Regions from separate parts of the Homo sapiens genome. Here region 2 is linked to region 1. A link is an interaction called in ENCODE POLR2A ChIA-PET data of the cell type or tissue named here. Cell type or tissue: PC-9. All regions are shown on one strand. Each heading gives the region's core, and the rest is flanking DNA. Links, peaks and the distances in the headings are about the cores only.

Region 1 (16,031 bases), core at 4,988-12,987:
TAATCTCCACATCTCTTTCCTGGCACCCAGCATCATTCTGTGCCGGAGATCAGTGTGGACGCCTGGTCCCGTCATCAGTTAAGTTTCTGGTTGAGCTGCATTCACTCATGAGGATAATCTGGGTGAGTGCTGCACACACGGGACTAGTCAAGTATTGATTATTGATTTTTCCTAATTGATTGAAGTATCCACCCAAACTTGGGTTCCCAGTATAGAAAAAGGCTAAGCGTGGCATGTCTGTTAAGTACTTAGGAGTCTTGTTCAGCATCTCAGGTTTTCTCTCTACTCTTCCAATAGCCAATGGTAGCTAACTTGCCGGGAGCCCTTGTGTGACTCGTTTCTCAAATGTCAACTTTCTGTCACTGACCTGCTGCACCGTTGCGTACTCTGCTGCAGAACCCAGTCGCACCCAGAGCAGAGTACAAGCAAGTTGCCAGCTCCAGGGCACTCCCTGTGACTATGGCACGTGTGACCCTCGCATGCAAAGGAAGGTGAGGTTTACTCCCTCCCTGATGTCCTAGAGCACATGGGCATTACTTGTGTTTGCTAATGATAGAGCCCAGGGGAAAAGGAAATTTATTGATTTAGAGACGGAGTCTCACTCTGTTGCCCAGGCTGAAGTGCAGTGGCACAATCTTGACTCACTGCAACCTCCACCTCCCAGGTTCAAGCGGTTCTCCTGCATCAGCCTCCCAAGTAGCTGGGACTACAGGCGCCCGCCACCATGCTGGGTTAATTTTTGTATTTTTGGTAGAGATGGAGTTTAACCATGTTGGCCAGGCTGGTCTTGAACTCCTGACCTCAAGTGATCTGCCCATCTCAGCCTCCCAAAGTGCTGGGATTACAGGCATGAGCCACCATGCCCGGCTGAAAAGTAAATTTGGATTCTTCCAAAAGGGTACCAGGGATTGCTAGGGGCAGTGTGTGTGAATGGCCAAGACTGGGAAAGGGGGTCGCTCACTAACACTGCCTCCACCATCTGCCACTTATTTTCTCCCAGGCCGTTAAGCTTAACACATATTCATGGAAACTGTTGTAAAGCTGCTAATCTGGAGGACAGAAGACAGACGCAGGCCCGTAGAGATTGCTTTGGTAATGTTCTGAAAAAGCCAGATCTGTTGCCAGATCCCGCGTCCTCCTTGCCAGGTTTGTGGGGTTTTCAGCTGACTTGCAGTAAACAGTGACTTAGGTCTTTTTGGGGCAGCCCACCTTGTTGAGTCTACTCTGGCTGAAGGGAGGCAGAGCGCTGCTGGGCCTGCTCAGGCACACCAGACCGCTGGAACCAGTGTGAGGCCCTGAGCAGCTGGGGCCCAGTGTGGCAGGAGTGAAGGTGCACTTCCGTGTTGTTTGAGCACCTAGTACGTTCTTGGGGTTTGGAGCAGGGAACAAGATTTGAATCTTCAATGTGGGGTAAAATCAAAGCCATGAGAGTGGGTGTCTTGGTCTCTTTGTACTGCTATCACAATATCACAGACTGGGCAATTTAGAACCAATAGACGTTTGTTTGGTTCATGGTTCTGGAGGCTGGGAAGTTCAAGATGGAGGGGCCGATTCTGGCGAGGAAGACCTTTCTGCTGCATCGTCCCGTGCTGCAGAGAGGGGAAGGGGCTTGACTTCTATTGGGAGCCCACTCCCACGATAATGGCATTAATCCATTCATTCATGAGGCAGGGCCTTCATGACCGAATTGCCTCTTAGACCCCACTTCTCAACACACTGTTGCACTGGGGGCTGAGTTTCCAGCATGAACCTGGGGCCATGCTCAGACCACAGCAGTGAGCTAGCCTAGGGAGCTGGCTGAGGGCAGCCCCTGCACCCACCCTCACTGAGGCCTGGGGGCGGCAGGAAAGGCTGCTCCCCCGCTGTTGGTCCTCGACTTCGGAGAGCTGAGCTTAGGTCAGTGCTTCAAGGAAGAGCCGGATGGGTTGAGAGGGTGGAGGCAAAGTTTGTGAAGGAGGAACGAGAGAGGATGACCACTGGGAAGGGAGGAGGTTCATTTCATTAATAGGAGACCCAAGTTGAATCTTGGAGGCGGGGAGCTTGCATAGTAAGTGTGTTCTGAGAAAGAAAGTGAAGGAGTTACTTGGAGTAGGGCCTCAGGGGGGTCTTCAGAGAGTAGATCCGTCTTCCTTCCAGGAGGAAAAGAGGATTTGGGATGTGGTGAGGGAGCCAGTCCAGAGTGAGGTTTTCTCTTGTCTGGTAAGTAGGAGGCAGATGAGAGTGAAGACAGGAGGGCCAGGAGGTTTGAGGAGTAAGAAGGAGGTTTGAAATTGAGAATGGGAAAGCATGCTGACTGTAGAAACCTAGTTATCATTCATTAAAGAAATATCTACTCATCACTTTCAAGGTACCAGGTCAGTGTCCTGAGCCCAGGCTGGTGGCCAGCACTTCCCTGCACAGGTGTGAGCCTCTCAGGCACACGTGGGCCTTTACCCAGGTGGAGACCACAGAAGACAGCAGGGCTGGGGGCCCTAGGGTTCAGGTTGGCAGGAGAAGGGGTTGCATGAGAAGCCGTGCATACCTGCAGGTTAGGGAAGAAAAGGCAAGTCTGTGAGCTGAGTGGGTCACTAGACAGGTGAAGGTGGAGGTGTTTGAATCCTGGAGGCTCCCTGTGGGCAGAGGACTGCCAAGCATTGGAGCAGTAAGCAAGTGTGGAGGGCAGGCGGAGAACAGGCGCTCAGAGCTCTGGAGGGGCCACACTTTCCTGTGAGAACAAGGTCCTAGTCGGGACCCTGGTAGTGGAGTGGTCACAGTTGTGAGAAATCATGGCATGGGTCACCCAAGAGGATGGCAGACAACCTTCATGGTGGGCCTCCAGTGGACTTCCAGTGAGTGCAGGCTTCTGGGGCTCAGGGAACAAAGCAACATGCCTTGGGGGGCTACCACACTCCATACAGGGAGCCATACAGAAACTGGGCCTGTGGGGAAACGAACGGGGAATACCCCACTCAGGGTGGTGGTGCTCTGGGGCCTTAATAAACAAGGAAATCGGCCTGCCTGAGATTGTGCAGCTGGTGGCAAGTGACAGAGGCAGACATTAACCCCAGGCTCCAAGGCACCAGCTTGTTTTTTGTTTTTGTTTTGTTTTTTTGAGACAGGGTTTCACTCTGTCACCCGGGCTGGAGTACGGTGGTGTGACCATGCCTCACTGTAGCCTTGACCTCCCAGACCTGAGCAATCCTCCTGCCTCAGCCTCCTGCTGAGTAGCTGGAACAACAGGTGCGCACCACCATGCCCCACTAATTTTTTTACTTTTTGTAGAAACGGGCTTCTCCCTATATTGCCCAGGCTCATCTCAAATATCTAGAGAGCACAGGTAAGGACCACAGAGCTGCCAGTGTTCCAGAGACCCCCAGCCCCAGCTGCGCAGCCCCACCTTTGCCAGGGTGATTCTGAAAGTCTCTGTCTCCTCGGCATTCCTGTGGGTCTACTTGGGAGGCTGAGGCTGGAGGATCACTTGAGCCCAGGAGTCCAGCCTGGGCAACATAGCAAGACCGATCCATCTCTTTAAAAGAAAAAAAAGGCCGGGCACGGTGGCTCACGCCTGTAATCCCAGCACTTTGGGAGGCCGAGGCAGGCAGATCATGAGGTCAGGAGATCGAGACCAAACTGGCTAACACGGTGAAACCCTGTCTCTACTAAAAATACAAAAAATTAGCCAGGTGTGGTGGCACACGCCTGCAGTCCCAGCTACTTGGGAGGCTGAGGCAGGAGAATCGCTTGAACTTGGGAGGCGGAGGTTCCAGTGAGCCGAGATCACGCCACTGCACTCCAGCCTGGTGACAGAGCGAGACTCTGTCTCAAAAAAAAAAAAAAAAAAAAAAGAATCCCTATGGGCGAAAAATAGGAATCATTGCTTTCTACCCACTTTCCATGCAGTTATGTGGGGCCAGGAGAAGTCTGTCTAAAGATTATGCCCCAGATAAGTGGGGTGATCCACGCCCACTGTCAAATATGCTTAGGGAGCTTGAAAAGTGGGAGAGGTGCCACTGCCCAAAGCACGGGCTCCTAGGAAGCCACAGGTGTTTGCTGGCCCTCAGGCACTCCATGGGGGCAGGCCTCTTGTTATCTGAAAGGGTGAGTCAAACTGGAGGGGAGCGGAGCATGCCTAGAGACAGCAAAGGAAGTCCGAGGTTTCCTCCAGCCAGGCAGGCTGCTGGACTTGACGATTAGTGTTTTTTTCGTTTTGTTTTGTTTTTCCTGTCTTTCTTTCTTTTTTTTTTTTTTTTGAGACAAGGTCTTGCTTTGTTGCCCAAGATTGGAGTGCAGTGGTGAAATCTTGGCTCACTGCAGCCTCGACCTCCTGGGTTCAGGCGATCCTCCCACCTCAGTCTCCCAAGTAGCTGGGACCACAGGCACAGACCACCACACCCAGCTAATTTTCTGTATTTTTAGTAGAGATGGGGGTGGGGGCCGGGGTCTCACCATGTTCCCTAGGCTGGTCTTGAACTCGTGACCTCAAGTGATCCACCCACCTCGGCCTCTCAAACTTCTGGGATTACAGGTGTGAGCCAGCATGCCCAGCCTGGACTTGGTGATTTTAATAGCGACTTGACAGAAATGTCATCCGGGGCAAAGGAATAACTGCATTTGATGAGGAGAAGGTTTCTTGTGTTATTCTCTAAATTATTACTGTGATTCCCCTCAGGACAAGTGTTTTCTCTCATGGGGCAGAGGCTGGAAGCTATAATTACATGAATGGGAAGCAGGGTTCTATTTACCGAAAGGCAATTTACATCTCATAAGCACGTCTGCAAAGCACGTTACACTTTTGCCACTCTTCATGAGTGTGGTTACTCCCTGAGCAGCAGGCCGGGGTCAGGTAATTTTGATTTCATCACACCAGCCTCAGTGGGGATGGCAAGTTGAGCACTGATAGAACGTGACTGGAAGCTACAGGCCAGGAGTCTTGGACTTAGCTGTTCTCCAGAGTGACTCTTCTTTTTCCTTTTTTTTTTTTTTTTTTTTTTTGAGACAGAGTCTCACTCTGTCGCCCAGGCTGGAGTGCAGTGGCACGATCTTGGCTCATTGCAACCTCCACCTCCTGGGTTCAAGCGATTCTCATGCCTCAACCTCCCGAGTAGCTGGAATTACAGGCGCCTGCCACTACACCCGGCTAATTTTTATGCTTTTAGTAGAGAAAGGGTTTCACCGTGTTGGCCAGGCTGGTCTCAAACTCCTGACCTCAAGTGATCCACCCACCTTGGCCTCTCAAAGTGCTGGGATTACAGGTGTGAGCCACTGCGCCCGGCCCAGAGTGACTCTTCTATACACAAAACTCTAATTTCCTCCTCTTGCTAGTCAAACCATGTTTTTCTTCTGCGGTAAGCGGCAAGCTGGGGAGGCTGAGCTAGGTGTGGTGGCACATGACTGTCATCCAAGTGGACCAGAGTTGACTCAGGCACCCACTTGGCCTGGGGCAAGGTTGGGGGGCACCTGCCCTGCCTCACTTGTTCCCAAACCTCAGATTTGTAACTTGTAAAGCAGAGGGAGTGAAAGCGCTCTGGGTTTGTTGAGGATTCAGCAGGAGAGTGCCCATCGTGCCCTTCACATGGGTCTGGCACCCAAGTCAGTTGGTACCCGTGTCCTGCCTCAACAGTCTGTGGGTGCACCCCAGACACCTCATGCGCCCTGCTCTGCCCCTAACCTCTGCCCTCCTCAGCTGACACCTGCTCAAACTGCCTTCATTACAACCTTCTCCAGCTCAGCTGCGTACTCAGACGATCCTGGATCCCGGTTCTATTTTCCCCTGGCTGATGCCCCTCTGTCAGTCAGGCCGCCTCTGTTTACCCGAAACCTCCGCTCCACCCCCGGGCCTCTCCTCCTTCCAAGGCAGTCTCTCTGCAGTCAGCTGCTCCCCTGACAGCCTTCCCTATTTGAGTGCCGAATAACGGCTGGTCACTCAAAAGGCACAGGGGATATGGGGGTGATTGAAACCCACTCCTTTCCCTCCAGGGAAACACACACGAACATCAGTAAAATGTGGTAATTGCCAGGATGCATGTGTGGAAGAAGCGTGGCAGGAGGACCAAGGAGAGTGCCCCCTGTTTCTGCTGGGGAACCAAGCAAAGCAGGCTTCATGGAGGAGGTAAAATTAAGAAGGGTCCTGAGAGATGAATAGGAGTTCATAAGCCCAAAGGGCAGAGGCGGTGGACACCTGCAAAGTCCTGGAGACATGGAAGGACAGGGTGTCTTATGGAAAGGAGGGTGAGAAGTTCAGCGTGGCCAGTCCAGAAAGTTTAAAAGGGGATGATAGCTGGCCGGACGTGGTGGCTCATGCCTATAATCCCAGCACTTTGGGAGGCTGAGGCGGGTAGGAGATCGAGACCATCCTGGCTAACATGGTGAAACCCTGTCTCTACTAAAAATACAAAAAATTTGCCAGGCGTGGTGGCGGCCGCCTGTAGTCCCAGCTCCTCAGGAGGCTGAGGCAAGAGAATGGTGTGAACCCGGCAGGCGGAGCTTACAGTGAGCCCAGATCGTGTACTCCAGCCTGGGCGACAAAGCGAGACTCCACCTCAAAAAACAAAAAAAAGGGATGATAGCTGAGGACCATTGACCTTAGGAGATGGGGGCATCTGCCTCTAGGTGAGGGCCCTGATCAGCACCCTAGGGGCACATTCTGTCTTCACCACCTCCTGATTTTGCAGCGTCTCCTATCTGAGCCTTAGTTTCTGCTCTGTAAAATGGAGATGATAATAGTACCCAACTCACTAAGGATGAAATAAAACAGCAAAAGATGCGTGAGCACCACGTCGGGTGCGTGGTAAGCATTCGGTAACTGTTAGCAGCTTTTGTTATTTCCTGGAATCTAATAGCAAAGCCTGTACTTTTCTACTGGCTTCAACTAATCAGCCCCAGCCCCAGCCCAGCCCTCCAACTTCCTCCTGGCCCCCAGCCCCAAGTGTGGCCCAACCATTCCAGGGCTGGGTGTCTTCCCAGAGCAGAGAGATCCAGGCCTCCCACTGTACAGAGAGGCAGGGACAGTGACTTGCTTGGGGACACACAGTGAGCAGGAGCAGGGGTAGCCCGGGCTTGAACCCAGGGCAGTAGCTGCCCTTCCCTGACTGTTGGCTGTGGCAGGCAGTGCCCCGGAAGGGCTGCTCTGGGCTTTGAGCCAGCAGCAGCCCAGCCAGCAAGGAGGTGGCCGCTATTGACAGATGATAACACGTGTTTGTTTAGCTAGAGCCACTCACCAAAGGGGCGTTCAACTCCCTGCAGCAGGGAGCTGAGCTTGAGGCCAGAGTCTTTCTGCCCTTCCTCACTGACACCCACAAGGGCTGCTCTGGCCTTAGAGATCGCCTGGCTGGAAACTCACAACTGTGTGTCTCCTGGATGTTTGGGAACATGAAAATCCAACAAGGTTCCACATCGCTGCTCCTGGGCGGAGTAGCCCGAGGCTCCAAGTGGGACAGCAGTCCCCAGTGTCCCCCAGCCTACCAGCTCTACCACATGGGGTGCTCCAGGCTGGGGACCCCTGGGAGGCCCTGAGGAGTGGTGGCTTGAAGAAGTGGGGGTGCTGCTGGTCGGTGGTCTCAGCGCTCCCCTGGGTTATGAAGGTCTTTGCACTTGCTTCTCCCTCTGCCTGGGACCCCCTCTTTGCCCCACCCGCTCAGGTCTCTTTGTAGATGTCACCTCCCAAATCTTCCCTCACCCCTCACTGCCATCCCGGGGCTTCCCTCCCCTTAGCCCTGAGCCCTCCAGCCACATGGAGTCCTTGGAGCCAATGTCAGGCTGATGGGGAAGGAGCTTCTTCTCTGGGAAAGCAGCCCCCAGAGACTCCAGCCTCCATAATGCGGCAGGATTCAGGTCACCCTGAAGTCAAAACCTCAGGTTGCCAGCCGCTGTCAGAGCCCCTGGGCCAGTCCAGACCCCTCCCACCTGCGGAAGCATGGAGCCCAGGAGGCCATGTTGGGCAAACAGGCTGTGCCCAGACAGTGCCCCAAGACCAACTCATCACACCCAGTGAGTCCTGGCAGAGAAGGAGCCAGAAGCCGGGGACAGAGCTTTCTCTGGGTTGGGCAAACGACGTGGTGTGAGGTCTGAGCAGCGTCTGGCTTCAACCTGCTGCTGCCACAGGCTGTGTGCCAAGAGAGGTCAGGGGACTGGCAAGAAACGAACTGTCCTCGGGCTGGCCCTCTGCCTACTTCCTGGTATAGAACACCCCGCCCCGGGGGTTCCCACGCGGCCCTGAGGGCTGGGCCCCAACAGCACAAAGCTCAAAAACCCAGCCTCCCAAGGCGGGCGGATCACCTGAGGTCAGGAGTTCAAGACCAGCCTGCCCAACATGGCAAAACCCCGTCTCTACTAAAAATACAAAAAATTTGCTGAGTGTGGTGGTGGGCACCTGTAATCCCAGCTACTTGGGAGGCTGAGGCAGGAGAATCACTTGAACCCAGGAGGCGGAGGTTGCAGTGAGCCAAGATCGCGCCATTGCACTCCAGCCTGGGTGACAGAGTGAGACTTCGTCTCAAAAAAAAACACAAAATACCAGCCTCATCCAGCTTAAAGGGCCAGCCTCCCCCGACTGCCTTTGCACAGCCAAGAAATACAGAGAGGGAAACTGAGGCTCAGTGACGGGCCAAGCGTGTGTGTCAGGCAGGGGCAGAGCTGGCACGAGGCCCCATCTCTCCTCCAGACGAGAAGGGAAAGTGTGCTTTGGTCGGGGAGTAGTGCTGCAGGCTCAAAAGAAGGAATGAGAGAGAGAGGCTCAGGGTGCCCACTGACGGGCCTGGTAGGGAGATGGGGCCTGATGCGGCCCCATCCTGAAGCTGCCCCTCCCACCCCCAGTGGGGCAGCCAGGTTAGCACGTGACCCCTTGGCTGGCAGACACGCAGAACAGGGCTGTCCTGGAGATGAGCCAGGTGTGACCCATACCCCCATACCAGACAGCATTCTGGGCATTGAGTCACAGACCTGAGGTTCCCAGTCATTAGGTCAGGTGAACAGACTGCAGTAAGGGTGACAGCGTGTTACTGACCACATGGCTTCCAAAGGCCGTGGTGTCAGCCGGGTTCAGAGGGGTCCTGTTGAGAGAAGCTGACCTTGGACTCTGGCCTCCAGAAGCTGCAAAGGACTGGCCTCTTTCCCTCCTCCAGCTTCAGCCACCCCCAGACCAAGGCACTAGACGGTCCAGCTCCTACAGCCACAGCACCCTGGGGCTGTCTTCAGGGAAACTCACCCCAAGATTCCATGCATTCATTCACTCACTCATTCATTTATGCTCTGTTTGCTGAGCCTCCACTCTGTACCATGATCTACACGGGGCACACCTTGGGCATCAGGGAATTCCCTCTCCTTGCCCTCAGGTTGTCCCAGTCTGACCGAGGAGACAGACAGACAGACACACACACACACACACACACACACACACACACCATACACACCATACACACCATACACACCACACACACACACTATGGTTGGGGCTTTGATGAGTACAACGTAGGGGATGGAGTACACAGAGAAGTTGTGTGTGTGTGTGTGTGTGTGTGTGTGTCTTCCTGGGGTCAGGGGAGGGTTATAGGCACAGCAGAGAAGACTTCTGGGAGGAAGTGTCCTTCGAGCTGGGTTTTGAGGGAGAAAGAAGAGTTGGGCCACAGTGGTGAGGAAGTGTCCTGCGGCCTTCAACACTGCCTCAGCAACTTTGGAAGTAGAGCCCCCCTCCCACATCCTTCACCCCCACCTTACTCACTCACAACAGCCTTATTTCCTGGGCTGAGAGCTGAGGCCTCAGACATGGCCCACAACCTCACACTAACTCGTTTACAACTAGAACAGCACTACTTTAACAAGACACTGATGATGTTTTATGTGTTTTTATTTTATTTTATTTTATTTTATTTTTTTTTTTTTTGAGACGGAGTCTTTCTCTGTCGCCCAGGCTGGAGTGCAGTGGTACAATCTTGGCTCACTGCAAGCTCTGCCTCCCGGGTTCACGCCATTCTCCTGCCTCAGCCTCCCAAATGGCTGGGACTACAGGCGCCCGTCACCACGCCTGGCTAATTTTTTTGTATTTTTAGTAGAGACGGGGTTTCACCGTGTTAGCCAGGGTGGTCTCGATCTCCTGACCTCGTGATCTGCCTGCCTCGGCCTCCCAGAGTGCTGGGATTACAGGCATGAGCCACCGCGCCCAGCCCGCCTGGCTATTTTTAGTTATTTATGTATCGTGAGTCAGGGTCTCATTCTGTTGCCTAGGCTGGGGTGCAGTGGCATGACCATGGCTCATTGGAGCCTCAACCTCCAGGGCTCAGGTGATCGTCCCACCTCAGCTTCCCAAGAAGCTGGGACCACAGGCATGTGCCACCATGCCTGGGTAATTTTTGTATTTTCTGTAGAGATGGGATTTTGCCATATTACCCAGGGTGGACTGATGATGTTTTTAAAAGAAGATAGGCTGGTGCGGTGGCTCACGCCTGTATTCCCAACACTTTGAGAGGCCGAGGTGGGTGGATCACGAGGTCAGGAGAGTGAGACCTCCTGGCCAACATGGTGAAACCCCGTCTCTACTAAAAATACAAAAATTAGCGGGGTGTGGTGGCGTGCGTCTTTAGTCCCAGCTACTAGGGAGGCTGAGGCAAGAGAATCACTTGAACCCATGGGGCGGAGAGGAGCCGAGATCGCGCCACTGCACTCCAGCCTGAGCGACAGAGTGAGACTCTGTCTAAAAATAAATAAATACATAAAAAATAAAAGAAGATAAAGAGGAGTTTTTGGTGGACTTGTAGAATTCAGGGTCTGGGATCACACAGACCTAGGTTTGAGCATAGATTCAGCCACTTATTGGCTGAAACGTTTGTCTTTCTGAGCCTCCGTTTCTTCATCTGTGAAATGGGTGCTCATGAAGCTTTGGCAAGGCTGAAGTGAAGTGACTCATCAGATGTGTCCAACATAGTGCCTGGCCTTGGGTCAGCTCTCCATAAGGCCCTGATCTTGGCTGTTAGAGAGTTTCCTGAGACAGAGGCTGGGCCGGGCACTTGCTGTTTGGAGAAGGGGAGGAGACATTATTCTCGCTTCTCCAAGAGAACATTCCATCCTCAACTGTCTCTCACACTCTGAGCTCCAGCCTGTACCTGCCACCTCCCCAGACTCCATCCAGCTCCTGCTGCCAAGGTGAGGAAGAAAGGATGGCCACCATCAGCAGGGCTGGCGACAGTGGGGCCTGCGTTTCCCCGTCCGGGTCATTCACTACTTCTGACTCCTAGAGTCCATTACCCCCTCTTTGGAAAGGTCACCTCCCCATTCTCAGTTCATGTGGCTCAGGGAGGAGAGGCCTTTTCTGACCCCAGCCTACTCCATGGCTGGCCTATGAGAGGGCGCACCCCCCGGGCACTGCGACTGGTCAGGGATGAACATATCACCAAGCCTGGCCAATGAGATGCAGCCTGGGGACTTCAGCTGGGACCCTGAGGCAAGGTGACCTCTCTCCACTGGGGTAGCCTCATGGGCAGCAATGGAGCTGGCCTGAAGCTGCAGACCACCATATTGCTGTCGCAGGAGAGAGGCTGCCAGGGAGGAAGCTGGACCGCCAGACGTGCGTCTGCAAGCCCAGGTGCCTCAACCTGCAGCCCAGAGAAAACCTCCAGGCCTCTGCCAACCTGCCCCGGTGCAGCAAGAGTCCAGCCTGGGCAAGGGGATTCGGAGGCTTGAGCTCGGGCCCCAGGCCAGCCCCAGCACTGATCTGCGCAGGACCCAGGGCCAAGCACTGCCTTGTTCTGAACTTCTGTCAACAGCAGGCCCTGTCCCTGCCCTGTGGAGTGCACAGGGCTGACAAGGCCCAGGCAAGGAGACAAGGTGGACAGGTGAGGGCCATGGCAGTCCCCTACTCCACAGGGCAGCAGCCCCAGGAGAGGGAGGGGAGGCAGGCTGGCCCACCCTGCTCCCCTCACCCTGCCATGCCAGTCCCTGACCGGCATCCTGGCCTCCCACAGGGCACTGACCCACAGCCAGGGAGAAACAGACGAGCTGGAAGCTTCACACTCCTGGGTTTGAATTCGCACCCCACCACCTCCCAACTGTGTGATTTGGGGCAAATGACATCACCTCTTTGAGCCTCACTTTCCTCATCTGCTACCAGGAAATGGAAAGAGCGCCTCATCGGCCATCGCCGCAGGCACTGGGCTTGTGTGTCCCCGATGTCGCCCTGGTTTATCTCCACGTCCCCATGAGAGACGCCACCACTGCCTGTTCCAAATGAGGAAACAGGAAAATGAGACTCAGGCACATGAAGCGACCAAAAAACCACAAACCCACAGAACTGGCAGAGCCGGGCTCGCACCCCCAGCTTTCCTGTTCTAAAGCCAGTCCTGCCTCAGCCTCCTGGGGCCTGGCACCCGGTGAGTGCTTGGCACAGGGGCTTGGCACCGGTGAGTGCTTGGCAAATGCTGGCTATTATCCTAGAAGGACATTTCTTGGGGTAGGAGGCCCTGGCTGCTTGTTGAGCTGCCCCACACCTGGTGTCCCTTCTGCAATGTGGAATTCCCCATTGAGGGGGTCTTGTTGAGCGCGGGGACCAGAGCCTTGTTCCTCCATTCCCCAGCCTCTAGAGCTCAGGCCTATAGGCCCAGCTGCTTTGCCTTAACACCTCTGCCTCATCAAGGTTCAGTTGGGAAAATGGCATTTCAAGCAGGAAAGGACTGAACACGGGGAATTTGAGGCTTGCAAAACCTTCCAAAGAGCTGAGGGGCAGCCACACCTGGTCCAGAAGTTAGGATTTGTAGCCTGGCATGGTGGTGCACGCCTGTGGTCCCAGCTACTCAAGAGGCTGGGGCAGGAGGACTGCTTGAGCCTGGGAGGTCAAGGCTGCAATGAGCCATGATTGCACCACTGCACTCCAGCCTGGGTGACAGAAAGAGACCCTGTCTTAAGAAAAAGAAAGAAAAGAAACTAGGACTGGAGGAATTGCAGGAGCATGCACCACTCGGAGGGGGGCTGGTCAGCCCCAGGAGACCCCCAGAAGTCACTGGCAAAGTGTCACATCTGGCAAAGCCCACCCCTGCCTGCCACTGCACCTCCCCACAGCCTTCCAGGTGTCAGGCAAATGCCCGTGACTGACAGGCTGTAACCCAGAACCCTGCTGCAGGGGCTTCAAGGAAACGTGGCTGTCAGGCTTCCAGCCCCTGCAGCCCCCTGCAGCCACAGAGCAGGGAAAATGGTGCTGAGTGTCCAAGGCCCTCAGCCCTAAGAGGACTGCAAAGTGCCCTGCACTGACCTGGCACACAGGTGCCCCCAATGCAATGCCGCCTCCTGCTCCTCATGCGTGTGGTCCTGGGCAGGTTGCCAAATTGCTCTGTGCCTGCCTCCTTGTCTGCAAAATCAAGATAATAATAACCCCCACCCCACAGGGCTAATGTGAGTATTCTTTGTGATAATCCATGTAGGAAGTTTGGCACAGGGGCCTGGCACCCAGTGAGAGCTCAACAAATACTGGCTGTTATTGTCTTAGAGGACATTTCTCGGGGTAGGAATCCCTGGCTGCTTGTTTAGCTGCCCTGCATCTGGTGCCCCTTCTGCAATGAGGAATTCCCCACTGAGGGGGTCTTGTTGAGCATGGGGACCAGAGACTTGCCCCTCCATTTCCCAGCCTCTAGAGCTCAGGCCTATAGATTCCTCCACAAAGAATCCGGGCCCACTGGGACCTCTTCCCAGTGGCTATGGCTGCAGCGTCCCAGAGTGGCACTGTCCCTGATGGTGACATCCACAGTGTCAGCAGTGGTTACAGCGGCCCCTAGACCAGCCTATTCCTGGGGTAACCCAGGCTGTGGGGCAGCTTCCTGCCTCCTTGAGCTCCTCCTTCTTTCCAAGCCAGGTTTCCTAGCCTTCCCAGGGGTCTAAGAAAAACCTTCCAATAAATTATTTTGCGTCTTAACGTGGGTCGGGACCTTGTCTGCAACCTTGGGGCTGTGACATGGGGCTGTGGTTCTCACAATTCTGGGGAAAGATTTGAGAGTGAATGAAGGTACCAGGACACATCCGTGGATGGGAAAATATGTGGCCACTGAAGGTGGTATTTTCTTTTTTTTTTTTTTTTTTCAGATGGAGTCTTGCTTTGTCATCCAGGCTGCGGGTGCAATCTCGGCTCACTGCAACCTCCACCTCCCGGGTTCAAGCAATTCTCCTGCTTCAGCCTCCTGAATAGCTGGGACTACAGGCATGCACCACCATGCCCAGCCCATTTTTGTATTTTTAGTAGAGACAGGATTTCACCGTGTTGGCCAGGCTGGTCTTGAACTCCTGACCTCAAGTTATCTGCCTGCCTTGGCCTCCCAAAGTGCTGGGATTAAAGGCGTGAGCAACTGCGCCTGGCCTGAAGGTGGTATTTTCAAAGAACATTTGCAATGACTTGGGGGGACGGGCGCAGTAGCTTATTATGCCTGACATCCCAGCTACTTGGGAGGCTGATGTGGGAATATCACTTGAGCCCAGGAGTTCGAGGCTGCAGTGAGCTATGATTGTGCCACTGCACTCCAGCCTGGGCGACAGAGCGAGACCTCATGTCTGAAAAATGAAAAAAATTACTCAGGAGCCAGGGGCAACGATCGTGCTAAATGTTTCAGTTGAAGTGCAACTGACATGTAATAAAGTCCACAAACCTTAAGGTATAACTCAATTTTTTTGTATGGTGGTAAAATAGATATAACATAAAATCTAACATCTTCACCATTTTTAAGTGTACGGCTCAGTGGTGTTAAATACATTCACAACATGACTCAACTTTTTTTTTTTTTTTTTTTGAGACAGAGTTTCGCTCTTGTCGCTTAGGCTGGAGTGCAGTGGCGCAATCATAGTTCACTGCAACCTTCACTTCCCAGGTTCAAGCGATTCTCCTGCCTCAGCCTCCTGAGTAGCTGGGATTAGCGCCTGCCATCATTCCTGGCTAATTTTTATACTTTTAGTAGGGTTTCACCATGCTGGCCAGGCTGGTCTTGAACTCCTGACCTCAAGTGATCTAGCCACCTCAGCTTCCCAAAGTGCTGGAATTAAAGCCATGAGCCACCGTGCCCAGCCCCAAGTATCTTTTATGTCTTTATTTCTTTTTTTTTTTCTTTTGAGATGGAGTTTCGCTCGTCACCCAGGCTGGAGTGCAATTGCGCGATCTTGGCTCACCGCAAACTCTGCCTCCCGGGTTCAAGCGATTCTCCTACCTCAGCCTCCCGAGTAGCTGGGATTACAGGCATGTGCCACCATGCCCGGCTAATTTTGTATTTTTAGTAGAGACAGGGTTTCTCCATGTTGGTCAGGCTGGTCTCTAACTCCCAACCTCTGGTGATCCACCTACCTTGGCCTCCCAAAGTGCTGGGATTACAGGTGTGAGCCACCACTCCTGGCCTTCTTTTTTTTTTTTTTTAAGATGGAATCTTGCTCTGTCCTCCAGGCTAGAGTGCAGTTGCGTGATCTTGGCTCTCTGCAAACTCTGCCTCCCGTGTTCAAGCGATTCTCCTGCCTCAGACTCCCGAGTAGCTGGGATTACGGGTGCCCACCACCATGCTCAGCTAATCTTATGTATTTTTTTTAGTAGAGACAGGGGTTTCACCATGTTGGCCAGGCTGGTCTTAAACTCCTGACCTCAGGTGATCCACCCACCTTGGCCTCCCAAAATGCTAGGATTACAGGCATGAGCTACTGTGCCCGGCTAACTCAATTATTTTTGACAAGCCATATGCCTGTGTACCCACCACCTAGCTCAAGATACAGAACATTTCCAGCCCCCAGAAGGCTCCCAAGTGCCTCTTCTCAGACAACACTTGCCAAAAGTAAACCATTATCCTGAACATTATCCTCAAACTCCCATAGATTAGTTTTGCCTCTTCTAGAGCCCCAAATAGGCAGTATCACACAAGCACACTCTTTTGCCTGCCTTCCTTCGCTTCATGTATGTCTGGAAGATTCCCCTTCATTGTCAAGTACATGGGCACTCACTGTTCTTCACTGCTTTGTGGTATCCAATCGCATGATGGGAAAGGCAAATAAAATCTTGGAATCCCAATTCACTCTGCCAAAAGAAAAAAATTAAGCTGAAAGCTGAGTCAGGC
Region 2 (8,000 bases), core at 1-8,000, 81 kb after region 1:
AAAAAAAAAATTACATGGAAGAAATCCGAAAGAATATTCACTAAACTTGGGAACTGGGATGAAGAACTTAAACTTTCTAAGTCACATATTACTTTTTCAGTGTTTAACTCCTTACAGTAAACATGTATGATTTTTTTTTAACCTGAAAAAGCAATAAAAGAACAAGATCCACTGCCTACCCCATTGAGTCCCGGGCCCTTCCCCCTTCTGCACCACACAGCGTAGTGTTGCTTATCGCAACACGTGTAATCCTAACACCTCCTCTCCTAGTATCAGTGCACTGTGCTATTAATTATTTCGGGCTTCTCTGCTTTGAAAACATGACAGTGATATGTTCCTTACTGTAACAAAACTTCATCCCATGCAATTGCACATTGAACAGTCTCATCAGAGGCCCCCCACTATGCAGCTCCCACTGGTGCTGCTGACATGGCCTCTCTCTGCCTTGACCTTGCCTCCCCTAGTCACAGTAGTTCAGGTCCCACCTTGAGCCCTTGTTTGCCAGGCTCAGCAGTTTGCTTTTAATCCTGAGAACAGTTTCTCATGAAGACTCGTCATCCATAAGCCATTCATTTGAGCCAAATTACCTTTTACTAATTAGCTGCTCATCGCTGGCTAACTCAAGGAGGGTGTAGACATTACAGCTACAGCTTTGTGTATTACCCTTGCCCTTCTGGTGGTGAGGGGGTGATAAATGGCACAGACATCACTAGAGAGAGGGGACTGGAGGAGATCGGCTGTGTTGATGATGGCAAAGTGTAGGAAGGATCGAAGAGGTAACAGTTGTACATTAATTTTGTTGTGCTACTTTGGGCGTCTGCCTCCAATTTGCCTTTTTTTTGAGACTGTTACTGTGTCACCCAGGCTGGTGTGCAGTAGTGCAGTCTAGGCTCCACGTAACCTTAGCCTGTTGGGCTTAAGTGATCCTCCTGCCTTAGCCTCCTGAGTAGTTGGGATCACAGGCGCACACCACTACACCTGGCTAATTATTTGTGGAGATGGAGTTTCTCTGTGTTGCCCAGGCTGGTCTTAAACTCCTGGACTTAAGTGATCCTCCCACCTCCACCTCCCAAAGTGCTGTGATTACAAGTGTGAGCCAATACACGTTTTCTGGTCTCCAGTTTACATTGTAATTGCTACTCTAAATGGAAAAAGTATGCTGAAGAGCCTAGACACTATACCTCCACTAGAAATCCTAAGGAGAGAGAGCTGCTGAAAACCTAGCGAAGGTTGGCTCACTGGTGCCAGCAGCAGGATGTCGGAGATGCTGAACATCATGTCGAGTGTGGGGATCTCAGGAACGCAGGCCTGCAGAGCCAGGCTGATGGCTGACCAACTCCTGACCCAGAATCCAATACTAAAGCAAATAGTCTTGTAGGAATGCTGCCTGTGGTCTCCTTGGGAAGGAAAAGCAGGCAAGAACAAAGCAGGGGATCCCCTGTGGCAGCTGAGCTCTCCCTTGCCTTTCTTACCAGGAGGGCACTCCCACAGCTTCCCAGCTGGAGTGCTGCAGCCAGCTGGCCTGCAGACAGCAAACCAAGTCCCAGGGCTGCTGAGGGTGGTGTTTGGCTAGCACGAGCTCCTGCATGCCACCATGCAGAACATTTGGGAAGTACTGTCCTGACAGCAGAGCAAGAGGCCAGGCTTTGTTCCACAGTGATCCTGGGGGTCTGGCGAGGACTAGGGCTGTGAGCAGGGGTTCTCATGGCCAGGTGGGTCAGGAGCCACCCTGCATAGGGTTATGCCTCCCGTGAGCACTTCTACGCTCTGTCTAGGCCCTGGTGATGTCCACAGACCAAAAGCCACATTCAGTTAGGATTCCCTAAGGGATCAAATCCATTCTCTCGGCTCTGCTGTTCAAGGACTTGAGCCTTCTATTGTAAAACATAAACCATGTTATCCAAACCTTTTGCAGGTAATATCTTGTTGCTGGAAGGCCGAGAGAATTCTGAAAAACAGAAACTGATGCTCATTGATTTCGAATACAGCAGTTACAATTACAGGTACTGTGTTACAGTCCAGTGTTTCCATCTCAATATTGATTTATCATTACGATATGCTTAATTAACAGTTATTAGAGAAAATAAGTCAAAATGCCGCTCTGAGTTGCAAGCTGCTTCACCTGGAATCAGTGGCTTCTCGTCCAGTGGCCGGTGATGGTTGTGGTGAAGCAGCACAGCCTTCTTTGTTCCTAGCAGACAGCGCTAGTTGGGGACAGCCATGCCATTCAGTCCAGACTTTGGCATTTTCTTTTGGCTTCAGAGGTCATTTTCTTCTCATAAATCCTGGTCTAGGAGACACAATGTTCTGGAGTAGTGGTTCAGGTGCACCTGTATAGCTTTAGTCAGCTGTGATGCTGATCAACCACCTGTTGTCTCTCTCTGTCATTAAAGCAGCTACAGTCCTGCTCCCTCAGCAAGTCCAGATGGCAACAGGAGTGGCGTGCTCGGAACTCAGCCTTTCTTTCTTCTGCAGTCAGGGAGCCTCCAGGCATACGGTTTGCCTCATTGTGTGCACTGTCTTATGTCTTATTTCAGGGGATTCGACATTGGAAATCACTTCTGTGAGTGGATGTATGATTATAGCTATGAAAAATACCCTTTTTTCAGAGCAAACATCCGGAAGTATCCCACCAAGAAACAACAGGTAGGAGATGAGTTTTTGTATACTTGATAGGAAAATTACATGTCAATTTCATGCAGTTAGAATTACATCTTCTTTTTTATTTTTTGAGGCAGGGTCTCACTCTGTTTCCCAGGCTGGAGTGCAGTAGTGCGATCATGGCTCACTGTACCCTTGACCTTCTGTGCTCAGGTGATCCTCTCGCCTCAGCCCCCCAAGTAGCTGGGACCACAGACGCATGCCACCACGCCCAGCTAATTGTTTGTATTTTTTGTAGAGATGGGATTTCACCAAGTTGCCCAGGCTGGTCTCAAACTCCTGGGCTCAAGTGATCCTCCTGCCTCAGCCTCCCAAACTGCTGGGATTACAGTTGTGAGCCACCATGCCTGGCCTACATCTTCATTTTTAAAGATAACCTTTTAAAATTTGGTTTATGTTAAAAAATGTTATTTTGTTCCTGTTAAATGTAGACACAAACTTGACCTTTTAGTCCAGCTTATTAAAAATCTCTGTGCCAGAGATACTTGTATTCAGAGAAGAGCTTTGTCATCCTTTGTAGTTCCTTGTAGTATTTTTTTGAAAAGCCCAGCCTTGATTCTGCTTTCTGGCCATCTTTTTGGTGATCACTGACCTTTTTCTATTCATTTCACACTATGGAGAGAGAAGTAATCTTTCGGGCACCAGGGTTTAGTAGTGGGAGGAAATATCTTTGGTGTTAACAGTTCCCTTTCCTGTCCTGAATGATGGGAGGAGGCTGGTGATTGTGTGGAGAATCAGTTCTCATGGGAATTTCCTCCTGAGATCTTTCTCTCCCATTCCTCAGCCCAGCACTGAAACCTTGGTAGCGGTGCTGAAGCTGAGTAGGATTGGGAGGGTGCACCAAGCCTGCCTCCAAAATAGTGGTCTCCAGTTTATGTTTTAAGTGCTACTCTAAATGGAAAAAGTATGCTGAAGAGCCTAGACACTGTATCTCCACTAGAAATCCTGGGGAGAGAGAGCGGCTGAAAACCTAGCAAAGGTTGGCTCACTGGTGCCAGCCCCAGGATGTCGGAGATGCTGAACATCATGTTGAGTGTGTGTCTCCCAGTGTGTCACAGTAGATGCATATGCTTAGTGACAGCTATTGACATTGTCTATTTTAACCATCATTGATCCTAACACAATTACTTTTTTTTAAGCTCCATTTTATTTCCAGTTACTTGCCTGCATTCCAAAATGACTTTGAAAACCTCAGTACTGAAGAAAAATCCATTATAAAAGAAGAAATGTTGCTTGAAGTTAATAGGTAACATTTTTCCTTTTTTGATTTGTAAAGATAGCTTTCCTCTTTATAGACTATATTTGGGAGATGCTGACTTGCAATTAGGAGTATTTTAGAGCTTCTTCTTCTTTTTTTTTTTTTGAGACAGAGTCTTGCTCTGTCACCCAGGCTGGAGTGCAGTGGCGCAATCTCGGCTCACTGCAACCTCCGCCTCCCGGGTTCAAGCAATTCTCCTGTCTCAGCTTCCCAAGTAGCTGGGATTACAGGTGCCTGCCACCATGTCCAGCTAATTTTTGTATTTTTTAGTAGAGATGGGTTTTTGCCATGTTGGCCAGGCTAGTCTTGAACTCCTGACCTCCAGTGATCCACCCAGCTCGGCCTTCCCATGCTGGGATTACAGATGTGAGCCACTGCGCCTGGCCTAGGAGCTTCTTTTTAATCGTACATCTTTAGGACTTGCACTTTGTCAAAAATAGAATCTGCTACTTCTCCATTGTGGCCGAGACTATGCAGAGCTTTCAGATCTGAGCATACAGCAGGCAAAGTATATTAGTCTGTTCTCACATGGCTACAAAGATATTACCTGAGACTGGGTAATTTATAAAGAAAGGAGTTTTAATTGACTCACAGTTCTGCATGGCCAGGGAGGCCTCAGGAAACTTAACAATCATAGCAGAAGGCAAAGGGGAAGCAAGGCACATCTTACATGGCGCCAGGAGAGAGAGGGGCAGAGAGATAGAGAAGAAGGTAGGACTACCAAATACTTGTAAAACCATCAGATCTTGTGAGAACTCCCTCACTATTGTGAGGACAGCATGGGGGAAACTACCCCCATGATCTAATCACCTCCTGCCAGGTCCCTCCCTCCACACATGGGGATTACAATTAAAGATGAGATTTGGGTGGGGAGACAGAGCCAAACCATATCACAAGAAGAGTTCCCATGTCCAAGAAGGGTCAGGACACTTTGTGGCATTCTGAACTGTCATCCAGACACAACAACCCAGCCATACAGGGCTGCTGCCACCCAGAGCCTATAGAATTTTTTTTTTTTTTGAGATGGAGTCTTGATCTGTCACCCAAGCTGGAGTGCAGCTATGCGATCATGGCTCACTGCAGCCTCTAACTCTTAGCAAGCCTCTTGCCTCAGCCTCCCAAGTAACTGGGACTACAGGCACGTACCACCATGCCTGGCTAATTTTTGTATTTTTTTGTAGACACGAGGTCTTGCTCTGTTGCCCAGGCTGGTCATGAACTCCTGGGCTCAAGTGGTTCTCCTGCCTTGGCCCCCCAAAGTGCTAGGATTACAGATGTGGGCTACTGCATCTGTCCCTGCAAACTTGTCACTGATGCTTCTGGAGTGGCGGCCACCATATGCTGTGTTTTAACTCTTAAGTTTCTCCTAGAAAATGATTAAACTTATGTTTATCGGTTTTAAGTCTTGCTTTTAACTGTTTTCTCAACAGTTTTCAAAGCAGGGCCCTGAAACTTCCAGATTGTGCAAAGGTCTAGACCACTATTTGTCCATCTCTTTAGTCAAGAGGCCTGTGGGTTGTTCCTATTATTTGGGGTCTCCTGTGACATTTTTTGGTAGAATGGCTGTTTAAGTCACTGTGGCCCCTCATCTTTCCACGCACTTAGCACAGTCATCTCCTCGTGGCCTCCAGAGTGCTCACCCCCAACACTAAGTGTGATGTCACACCTGCCTACCTGCTGGGCTTCACCGCAGCATACATCATCTCTTTCTGTTTCTTGAACTGGTGGAAATAGAAAAAAACAGATGGAGGAGAACCCAGACAGAAAGGGTAGCACACGGGACTCTTGTGGGCCGGGGACCACAGGATGAACAGAGAGTAGGGTTGGAGGATACTAGAGCAGGCACTCCTAAATTTGAGCTTTATCTTCATGTGGATGAGCCCTCAGGGTATTGTTTGAGGAGGAACTTGGATTCACAGTGACTTGGGGGCTTGGTACAGCTTAGAGATGGTGACGTGGCTCACGCTCTCTGATCTGCTCTTTTCACTTCTGTGTGACAGGAGGGGATGGGACAAGGATGGGATTTGAGAATTCTCTTGCTCAAGGAGTGAGAGCTTCATCCCGCCTCCAGCAAAGGGCTGCCTCTTGGTTGCTATGGTGTGCACCCTCCCTTGTAGCAAGCTTGCTTTCTTTTCTGCCAGCATGGCCACCCAGGCCTTCACCTGCACCCTGTGAATGTGAATATATTCACCTTGTGAATATATTATGGCCAAGTGGCATTTACGTGTGCCATGGCCAGGCCAGCTGTGTGTGTTCACACTCACCAGTGCACCTGTCACTAGCAGATGAGGGAAGGGTGTGGGAGTGGTATTCCCATTGTTCTTAGTTAGTCCCGTGGAATATAGACCCATGATTTGCCAACACTAACTAGGTTTGCATCCACACAAGTTAAAATGTCCATCTGGCATGAAATCATTTCATCAGTCCTGTAACTGATACTGTATGTCTCTTATATGTTTCTTGCTTTTATCATTCCAGGTTTGCCCTTGCATCTCATTTCCTCTGGGGACTGTGGTCCATTGTACAAGCCAAGATTTCATCTATTGAATTTGGGTACATGGTATGTTTTAGCAGCGTTTTTGTTTTTTTTTTTCTTCCTACTCCCAGGTAAAAATGCTATAGTATTTGTGAATGTTGGCAGCAAATGACTGTTCCTTACAGAGGGTTCTCTGTCTCCCCAAGTACCCGAATGTGGTGACCTGGTGGCATCAGGACAGTGTGGCTCAGCCCAGGAAGCCGGGGGAGAAGCCGCTGTCACTGATGCTGTGGTTGCCTTTGGAGGTTGCCCTCACTTCCAGGCCAGCTGACCTTGCCTCCCCTGCTTCAGAGAAGTGCCTGCAATCCTGATGGGGAATGTAGGCATCTGCACCCTCGAAGTCCAGCTCTGACCTCAGTCCCTTCTGACACGGGACAGTAAGTGAAGAAGAGTGGGTGGCTCCTGCCTGTGCTGTGGAAGGTTTTATTTATCGGTTACCACTTCATTCTCCAGCCTGTAGTGCCCGACTTTGGGTTGGAAGCTGGTAATTATTGAATTAGACCTCCTGTTTTTCATAGGCATGTTTGTAACCAAGCTAGGCTGTCATTTAATTTTAACCTTAAGAATTGTCAGCCGGGTACGGTGGCTCACGCCTGTAATCCCAGCACTTCGGGAGGCTGAGGTGGGCAGATCACCTGAGGTCAGGAGTTCGAGACCATCCTGGCCAACGTGGGGAAACCCCATCTCTACTAAAAATACCAAAATTAGCATGCATGGTGGCGGGCGCCTGTAATCCCAGCTACTCAAGAGGCTGAGGCAGGAGAACCGCTTGAACCCAGGAGGTGGAGGTTGCAGTGAGCTGAAATCATGCCACTGCACTCCAGCCTGGGTGACAGAACAAGATTCTGTCTCAAAAAAAAAAAAAAAAAAAAAAAAAAAAACTGTCACTGACATAGAAATAGAAAGTATTTTTAACCTTCAGACAAACCTTTCTGTTGTTCCATAGTGAATGAATGTTGGTGAGTTGTCTTGGGGTGGGGGATAACACAAATGTCCACAGTCTGGTGAGCTGCCTTCCTTTGGGACAGGGATGGGACTAGTTCATTTTGACCTCCTCAGTCTTATACTACAATGATTTCTACTTCTAGGCAGAAGGTTTGGTAATGCAAGGATGATATTAGGTAAAAGAAGGGGACATTGGATTTTTAAAGCAGATTTGAGTCATGGTCAAATGATACTGTACGACAAAGCACACTTCGTAACAAGGAATATTACTAGAGATAAAGAAGGGCATTTTGTGATAATAAAGGCATCAGTACATCCAGAGGACATTAAAAACCCTTGTCTTGCTTCAAAAGACATGATATTAAAACTGACAAAAGTGAAAGAAGAAAATGGCAGATTCACGATTAAAGTTGGTGATCTCGGCCGGTTGCAGTGGCTCACGCCTGTAATCCCAGCACTTTGGGAGGCCGAGGTGGTTGGATCACTTGAGGTCAGGAGTTTGAGACCAGCCTAACCAATATGGTGAAACTCTATCTCTACTAAAAATACAAAAATTAGCTGGGCATGGTGGCACATGCCTGTAATCCCAGGTACTTAGGG

The links. Peaks named below come from ENCODE experiments on the same cell type or tissue, not always from the same donor. Only the 100,000 strongest peaks of a DNase experiment are listed, where the experiment ranks them.
Region 2: POLR2A ChIA-PET joins it to region 1 with 10 read pairs; 5 of 35 experiments call an interaction of 5 or more read pairs at or near these places.

The regions. Positions count from the first base shown.
Region 1 is chr11:68,138,352-68,154,382 of GRCh38, reverse strand. No RefSeq gene overlaps it. Among named protein-coding and RNA genes, the nearest start is that of CHKA-DT, 24 kb to the right of the region's middle. RefSeq lists a silencer at 14,071-14,271. In PC-9, for the core only: no CTCF peak of the experiment used is centred there; DNase peaks (open chromatin) are centred at 7,202, 8,102, 8,882, 12,192 and 1 weaker place; H3K27ac peaks cover 3,574 bases.
Region 2 is chr11:68,060,432-68,068,431 of GRCh38, reverse strand. CHKA (choline kinase alpha) reads left to right here. Exons shown (of 12, transcript NM_001277.3): 8 at 1,916-2,003; 9 at 2,538-2,646; 10 at 3,801-3,907; 11 at 6,398-6,479. Among named protein-coding and RNA genes, the nearest start is that of MIR6753, 20 kb to the right of the region's middle. RefSeq lists an enhancer at 1,379-1,879. In PC-9, for the core only: no CTCF peak of the experiment used is centred there; no DNase peak of the experiment used is centred there.